Regions from separate parts of the Mus musculus genome. Here region 2 is linked to region 1. A link is a loop called in an ENCODE intact Hi-C map of the cell type or tissue named here. Cell type or tissue: heart. All regions are shown on one strand. Each heading gives the region's core, and the rest is flanking DNA. Links, peaks and the distances in the headings are about the cores only.

Region 1 (4,392 bases), core at 176-4,175:
CTCACTATGTTGATAATGTTTTTTAAGACTTCAAAATGTGGTTCAGTTAGACAGGAAAACTTCAGGAATCAGGCTTAGAACACAATTCACTCTCCATTGTGCCCAGCGAGCCTTTGCTTATTACCCATATGTTACAATGACAGAGGGAATTTTAATTCTGGCACTTTTTAATAAAGTACTTTTCACGTATACTTTCATATACAAAGAAATGAAACAGATTTCTGGGGCTACACAAATGTTTTTCTTGAGTAAAAGCTGATTACTTATTTAAAATGGGCTCACAATTTAAACCCAAATAACTTTTTTTTTTTAATGTTTCTGTTCTGAAGAGTTTTTTTCTGAAGAGAAAAAAAATGTCGCCGTGTGTTTACGCTAACATTTGCTTTTACCCATATGCTTTAAATCTGTGTATTTGCTTAAGCAAATACTGTTTATTTTTAGGACAGTTTAATTTTTCTTTGTAACTGGAATTTTTAGCAGTAATATTTTTTTTAATTGAGTTAAATAAAATTGCCCTACTTAAAGGACATTTTCTTCAGGAGTTTTGAACTGTCAAATCCTTTATTACCATTAGCTGAGATGAGGTTGGAGGCAGGAAATACTCAGAGTCCAAAGGAAGAAAGGAAAGCCAAATGAGTGTGTACCAAGCAAATCTGTTAGAACCCGAGTGTGTTCGTGTGTACCAGGCAAATCTGCTAAAACCCGAGTCTGTTCGTGTACTATTTTTTCCAAAGGTGTTTTTGTGAAAGGTGCTATTCCTTGTGCTTCTGGAAGGAGGCACAGACTTGGATGTTGATCTTTTATCTGTACAAATACATGTGTACTTTTTCAAGTTTGACAAGGAGATTGGTCATATAAATGAGGTTACATGTAGAGCTGCCCATTCTTATTTTGAGGATATGAGGTGACCATTTCAGATGGTATTGAGAGATTTCCCAGGTTTCTGACTTTCAGAGTCTGTAGGACACTGCTGTTATTCGATCTAACTTTCCTTCCAAGATTATGTGATTCTCACTTGACATTTAAGGACTAATTTTATTTAGAAAGACACTGGTTACCCCATCCCTCCTCCACATTTCCACTCCTCAAATTCACCTTTCTTACCCGGTCAACTCTGCTGCCTATGCCAAGGGCCTCTAAGCTTTTCAGGGAGACCAACTCAAACTTCCTGCACAAAAATTGCTCCAGGAAAATTCACCTTATATTTTATCCTAAGCAGTTGCCATCCATTTGAGAAAGCCTCTTGTTTGAAAACTAGGATCCTACTTCCAAGTTTCCAGATGGTTCTTGCCTGATACGAGGAGAAAAGCTTGAGGTGAAGTCTGTATGGGGGAGGAAGGAACTTTGGGTGCTGAGAAAAATCACATTTTCCTTACTGAGATATAAAACAGTAAGGGCAATTAGACATTGTGTCTAAATTAGGGAAATCAGAGGTTTCAATGAAATTTTCTAAAAAGATATTAAGTGAGTTGGCTTGAACTTAACTCTTCAATGTTTTTCTTAAATATTTTTATTAAAATTAGCTCAATTAGAATTTACTTAAATCTGACCTCTAAGTTAATGTTAACCAAAATATTTTTCTCACACTTTTGCCTTTTTTTATGCTCAATGGCAGAGAGGGAGGGAGGGAGGGAGGGAGGGAGGGAGGGAGGGGGGGAGGGAGAAGAGAAGGAAGAAGAAGAGGAGGAGGAGGAGAAAGAGAGAGGGGAAGGAGGGGTGTTCTGAAATAAATTTAAAAGACATGCTTATGGGTCTTAGACATTTCAATACACATTATGTGTCAAAGGATCTGAGACCCTGGTTTAACGTAGCAGTAGCTGCAGTTATTTGTGCACAGAGCCCTTTCTGGCTTGTAACCCTTATTACCCTCCCAAACCACACTTTAAGAAATTGTACCCTTTGGTCTTTTATCTGCATTTGGGTGACGAAACACTGTTTTGGCCTCTGTGGTGAAATCCTTTCCCTACTGATTGCTGCCCATCTCATTCTGACCCCTAGTCTGCTCAGTCTCCATTTGGGTACCAGGAGCACCCAGAGGGGACCTGACCTCACAGCCAGGGTCCTCACTGTGGCTTGGCCCACTGTGACTTACTCTCAGGACTTCACACTGTGTCCTTGGAGACAGCAGTGACTGGAACGATTCCAAGTTGGTGAAAGGGTGTTCTAATAATGCTCCAAGGTGGCACCACTTGCTGATCAAGAGGACAGGGTGAGGGTGTTGAAAATGTGCCCTGCATAGGTCATTTCACATTGCGCTGAAGCCCCTTCTTATAAGGTCTCCATTCCTGTCCCCTGCTGTTCTTAGCACCAGGGAAGTTTAGTGGCCCCCTACCCCTGCTCCTCTATTAAGTTGTTGTTACTACTTAGAAACAGACTATTATTGTTGAGATTCATGGCAAAAGACTTTACTGAACACCTCTGGTTTGAGTTTGCACTGTTTCTCAAAACTTCCCGACGTTGGGTATTCCATTATATCTGTCATGCCAGCACATGGGAGACTGAAAGCTGAAAGATGTTGAGTTTGAGGCAGACCTCAGCTGTGGAGAGTTAGAGTCCTTTCTGGGCTGTGGAGAGAACTGTTGTCTCTGAAATTTAAAAACAAAAAACAAAAATAAACAAACAAACAAAAACCCCAAACAACCCAAAGCAATTAAAGTCCATGAAGAGGAATTGATTGGAAGATTTTAACCTAAAATAAATATTTGCTATAATAGCATTTTATAATTTTTTATCTACATAGTATCTTTCGGGGAGATTTGTATGGGTGAAGCATGGGCAACTGTAGCAATGTTTTTTAAACATTTTTTCTTGTCTTCAAAAGAAGGTTTGCTTGTTCTCATTTGAGGCTGATGTCATTCTATCTGAGGAAACACAATGGTTCTTTTCTACCAAATATGTATGTTTGTATCTTTGTAAAAGTTTTAGATTTGTGGGTGTGTACAGTCCCCACTGGTATGAGAGATAAAAGTTATTTTAGTGCTTGAGCAATGCTGTGCTAAAAAAAAAATTCTAAAACACATACTCAATGCAACATCCATTTTAATCGTCTTAACAAGTAGACTATATAATTCCAGAAGATTCAGCACAATTCATTAGATAAATGGCTTGCAATTTTAACAGACCACAAACATATATTTACAAATTATTAAAAGTGAAACAAGGTCCTGGTGGTAATTCATGCAATCACATTAACTAATGCATTAATTGGTGATATGATTTGGAGGCGGGTGCTGTATATCAAATGTAGGCACGATCTCTACCACTGAGCCACTCAGCCCCAAACCTTAAGTAATATGTTTCCTGTACCCAGCAAAAGAAATGAAATGTTCCACATCCAAGAAATACGATTAGCAGAGAAAAATCCAACTCTGGCAGGAACTGCTATTTGTGGACTACTTAATGTGGTGTGTGGTATCCCTACAGGAGTATGTGGGGCCGGGCTTCCTAAGCCCAAATCCTGCCTTATGCTATGGGCCATTAGCACCACTTGGGAAGTAACATGTGCCTCAGTAGTTAGCACTTAGGCTGTGTTTTAACAAGTCTCCAGATATGTATTTACATGATAGACTATACTGACACCTTTCAGTGCTATCTGTCAATCATGGTTTAATAACGCTCCTCCATACAGGGTTCGTTTTTATTGTCTCTCTATTTATTTTATATTTTCAGGAATTCATGGTCACCTGACCCCTTGGCAGCCTTCTGAAAGCCCACACAAACCTTGCTTCCCAGGGCTGGAAAGGGTGTTCCAACCCTTGTGAAAGAGAAAAGCAGAAGTAAGGGCAAAGCCAGTTGGAAGGGATCGGCAGAGGCGCCTCCTCTCACGAGATGCTTTCATTACGTGCTTGGCAGCCACCTGCCTCCATCTTTTTATTTTCCTTTTTAGTGAAAGGATTTTACATCAGTAGATATTATTAAAAAGATCTTATTTAACATGCAGACGCATTTTGTGCGCAAGCGACTGACTGCTTGCTCAAGAGTCTAGGAAGGCTTCGTGGGAAGAGCGCAGCAATCTGAGCCATATGTATCGGGCAGGTTGCCAGTTGTTGCCAATATGCCCAAACCACCTGGCCGTGCACTCAGCCAAGTGTGCCACTGTGACCAGCCGGCTCGAACCTCGCCGCCTTTCAGGGCTTAGGAGCTCTGAAGGCCTGAGCTGTACTGTTTTGCCCCGCTGCCAGCGGTTCCCACTCCCACAAACTGTGCAGCTACACTGACCGGTGACTCACAAACGCCCATTTTCAAAGGAGCTCTCCCTTTGTTTAAGGCCCATTCACTGGTGTTGAACCCGTGCCATTAGATGAGCCTGGAGATACTGCCTGGAACCTTCCCCCATATGCGGTAGACAGACACAGCCTGGCTGGCTCTGCTGCTCCCCAGCCTGTAGCGACA
Region 2 (4,392 bases), core at 313-4,312, 150 kb before region 1:
TCTCTTAAGAGCTTCTGAAGTTGAACGGTGTGGTTAGGGGGAGTCGTGGGCGTCCTCTGCTCGTTACCAGCGGCCTGGGACAGGCCGGAGAATTGTTAAGTGGGTTAGCGAGGCTGGGAGGAGGAAAAGTGAAAGCGGAACTGGATAAGGGAGGAAAGCGTACAGCTACTGAAAAGAGTGTTGGAAAAAACACACTGCAAAAAGCTTATTCTTTTACTCAGTCTTTCTTTGATCGGAAAAAAGTAAAACATACCTGACTTGGATTTTTTCCCCCTACCAATTAGAACCTGTTACACTTTCCCAAGTCCATAAAAGAACTGCAGAGATAAATTTAAATAAACAATGGCAATGGGGTATGTACAGTTGTGACACTTGGTTGCAACACCATTTAGTGACAGCTTTTATCTTGAGAAAAATAGGGATGTAACTATTAATCTCTTGTGCTGCTGCAGGAGATGGGGTCCCTAAGAAGGGAATAAGCCAAATAGAAAGTGCAGTTATGGAAACAGAAAATTGAGATCCATTTTAACACTCTGGTCTTGGGATTCTAGCACTGCACTCTACCCTAGCATTAACTTAGCAGGAATATCACCCGGCCTAGTCTCTGTGTGATTCTTAAGACAAAACAAAGGGCACGCAGTGTTTTCCCTTTAAGGAGCTACAAACAATTGCTGCACGCAGTAACTCCAATAGAAGTGGTCTTCATACTCTCTGGGAGGCAGGAACTGGATTTGGCCTCTTTCTAAGGTGCAGGTGTGTGATTTTTTTCCCCCCAGAGCTGGTGGGTATAAGAGACAGAAACCACAAAGGCAGTGTGTCCTGGTGCCCTGCCCGAGCATTTAAGCAGAGAATGGTGGACATATTGAGGTTGTGCTTCCAATGCTGGCAAAGCTGAGGGATGGATGGATCCTGTCTTCTACAAACCTACACACTTTGCACTCAGCCCCCTTCCTCGGTAAACTGGATGAAAAGCACTTTTATCCCTGAAGGCATAAATGGAGACTTCACTCTCTCTTCCAGGGTCGAAACCTCTGCCAAGGGTTAAATGACAAGCTTGTAGCCCACACTTCGTGAATATAACTTACCCAGAACAAGGGAGCATTTAGTGATGTCGTGAAAGTTGGTATCCTCTTTCAAAGAGATAATTTAAGAAGATGCATAACATAGAAGGAGGACCAGGAATGTTGGGGTTCAGTTGTGTTTGCCAAGGGGATTTGGGTGGAGGTGCAGTATGTTGTGTTATCTTAGACACATGAAGTCTGAACAATGTTATGGCCTTCATAAGCTCTCCTGCCTGAGAAATTAAAAATTGCTGCCACTTTCCCCTTGAGTCCATTTTGTAAACCATGAAAAGCTGAGTATAAATGAATGAAGGTGATAGACTGCTTTGCCCCTCTCCCCTACCCCAGTATTACATTCAGGGTTCCTATTCTGCCAGTTAAAGAGCCAGGGCTTATCACACTTAAAAATGTGGGGGAAAGGTTCAAACACAGGCAGATGGGAACTTAACTCTGGGCATTAGAAGGAAGGATTACAATCAATCAATTAGTCAATCAATCAGTCAATCAATCAATCAACAGGAGAGGAAAATACCTGTTGCAGACTGCAGCAAGCAATAGGAAACAGCCCAGCCTACAGTCCTGTCTGCTCCAGAGGCTGACACTCCATGGCCCTCAGCACCCAGTGCTATGGTTCCAAAGTTGGAAACCAGGGTTTTTAGTTGGATTGGAACCAGCCTTCCCCCACACAGCCCTCTCTGTAACCAGACATTACATCTTCAGTGGCAAAGATGTTTCTATGAAACCTTGCCTCTGGAAAAACGTTTTAACCTGGTGATATACTGCAGTGTCATTAAGTTGTCCTCCAGAAGGCTTGGGAGAGCTGTGTTTTCCTGAAGGGTTCAAGGACACAATTGACGGGGCAAGAGTGAGCTTCCTTAAGTTTTTGTGTGTGTGTGCCTTGAAGAGGGCATTTTTTATTTTTATTTTGGTTGGTCTTTGGTTTGGATTGATATCTGCTTTGTTTCGGTTTTGGTTTTTAACTGCTTGCAATACTTCAAATTCGTGCAACATTTTCCCTATGAGGAGACTGATAATCTTGCTCCATCACCCTAAGCCACCGAAGACAGGCTGCTGAGGTGGTGGACAATTAGATCGGGTTCCTGGAGTTGAGGAGACAGAAAGGTTAGGATTCAGGCCTCTCAAAAATCTCTAACAGGAAAAGAAGTAGCGCCAGGGAGCGCCTTTCCAAGTGCAGCTGTGCTTAACAGTTGATCTTCCTTTCAGGACAATTCCTAAAAGGCACTCAGTGAGCTTCAGCTTCCAGAGGATCAAGGGCTGGTCAGCAGTAGCTCTCCCTCCTTCCCCTAGCATTGCTCCAGATCTCAGCGGTCCAAGGCAACGTCCAGATCAGCTCCTGGGTCAGACAGAGGGCGGCGCCTAGCTGCCACCTCCTTCAGAAGCGGAGTGGGCGGTCATGACCTTGGCCTTAGCTTCTGTGCCTCCAGCTCCTTGCCTGGAGACGCCGCTAGCTCTTCTCTGGGTCTAAAGTGGGACATTCCCGTGTTCCGGATGGGTGAGGATGAGAGTGAGAGGCAGAACTGAATTTATACTCAAATTCTCCTTGAAGTTCTCCTCGGAATCTGTGAAAACCCGCAGCATCACAAAATCCCCACAAGGATGCTCTGAGGCTGAAGCTGAGCAATTTCCATTCACCGGGCAGCAGCGTCTGGTGTCAGGTCCTTAGGAATGAGGAAAATGGGTTTCTCACGTTGAATTCCCAAAAACCTACACTTAAAGTACAAGTATACTAGATTTCCTTACTAAAACTTATAGCTTCTTTAAGGGAAGAGTTGTGCTTCTGTGATAATGATGGGAAGTCCTGGGCTGCTCAAACAACAGGCCCAAAGGGCCAGAAGCAGGGCAAGCAGGCACGGTCTACTCTGTAGTTTTATTCATTTGTTTTGGAAACATTGTTAATGAGATTGACCAAGTGGAATTGTGGGCTCATGCTAGCAAGTTGGAAGGCATCATTTTTTTTTTCTCTCCAGACCCTTTCTGACTAAAAGGGAACTTAACCCTGGAGCATAAACTCCTGCAACTTTGAAGTCCTAGGGTCATCCATTCCATTTGGGGAGTTCTAGGCCTACCAGACCTAGGCTGTCACACACAGTCCCTGCTAAAGTAGTTAATGCACTGGGGCTTCGAAGTGCACAGGCAGAAAAAAGTGGGGCATTACTTTCCAACAAGGGTGACCTAAGCCTGCCAGTGCCTACCTTGTTCTGGAAACACCTAATCCCCACTTCCTCTATAAAGCTTAAAAGCAGCTTGCCTGCAATCCCAAACTGCAAACACAAGCACAATTGGCCCCTGAAGCATTCCGTTCCTGTGACCCTTCCCAAAGCCTTGCTCAAGGATGCACTCTGGGGATCCTTTAAAGGAGAGAGAAATTCAGGCTTTCCTCTTTTCCTTTAAACCAATAATGGCACAAAGGAGCACGTCAGGGATTTGGGTTTGCTTTGGCTTCATAATTCAGTGACAGAGATTGGGCCTAAGCTTGTAACAAGCGGTGCAGGAAAGAAAGCATCACAATAGGAAAAGCAGGAATTGGAGCTTTAGCAAGGTCTCTCCCAAGAAAACCTCGACTTCCTCCTATCTGGGCAGTGAGCATCTCCTGGACATATAGATAAAGTCAATATTGAATATTTACCTTGATCTGGTGAAGTAGGAAACTCTCCAGCTCATATGGTATTTGAGTTTTTGAGGAATATTCTGGCCTACTCTTAAAAATAATAAAGACTGCCGAGCTCCTCACCTTATGCTGACATCATAAAAAAAGATAGATTAACTGCTTAGGTGCCTTATTTGAAACCCAAGGGTCCTGCAAAGATCCAGCCATTCTGACCATTGCTTGTTCTATGTATACAGTAGTGTGTTAATAACCTCCAACATGCATGTACTTGTTTCTTACCCCTGCCTTGTGGGCTAAGCACTTTCATGAGATAACTCATTTTATTATAGCACCTCAGTGAATTGGTTGATGATATATCGCTACTGCTTCTATGAATTAGTTGCAGATAAATCCCTACTACAGAAATGCAGGAAACTGAGGCAAAACTAAACTATGTAATCTACCTGGGATTACTCAACTAACACACATCAACACTAGTAAAGGGTTTGGCCGTAGCCTTCACTACATCCAACAACAATCCTTGCATGCAACCCTGCTCTCCCTGAAGTTGTTTTCTGAAATAGTAGGCAGGGTGTAATTAATCCCATTAATTTGGCCAATCTAAACAGCCAACCTGGCACAAGAGTACTGCCCACTAAAACACTACACACTCTGAATTATCCAAGTAACTCTGTACATCCTATATATAGATTATTAATAAAC

What was found. Hi-C counts contacts between places; a loop is a spot of excess contacts. Peaks named below come from ENCODE experiments on the same cell type or tissue, not always from the same donor. Only the 100,000 strongest peaks of a DNase experiment are listed, where the experiment ranks them.
Region 2: a loop joins it to region 1, with 2.6 times the contacts of the local background. A loop is called at or near these places in 3 of 42 quality-filtered maps.

The regions. Positions count from the first base shown.
Region 1 is chr4:97,906,827-97,911,218 of GRCm38, forward strand. All of the region lies in intron 2 of Nfia (nuclear factor I/A), which reads left to right. Among named protein-coding and RNA genes, the nearest start is that of Gm40208, 29 kb to the right of the region's middle. In heart, for the core only: no CTCF peak of the experiment used is centred there; DNase peaks (open chromatin) are centred at 2,145 and 3,938; H3K27ac peaks cover 361 bases.
Region 2 is chr4:97,752,066-97,756,457 of GRCm38, forward strand. It overlaps Gm38709 (a long non-coding RNA gene), which reads right to left. Exons shown (of 5, transcript XR_003955232.1): 4 at 3,709-4,392; 5 at 1-2,740. It also overlaps a transcript of Nfia not described here. Among named protein-coding and RNA genes, the nearest start is that of Gm38709, 23 kb to the right of the region's middle. In heart, for the core only: a CTCF peak has its summit at 2,426; a DNase peak (open chromatin) is centred at 2,416; H3K4me3 peaks cover 803 bases; H3K27ac peaks cover 1,711 bases.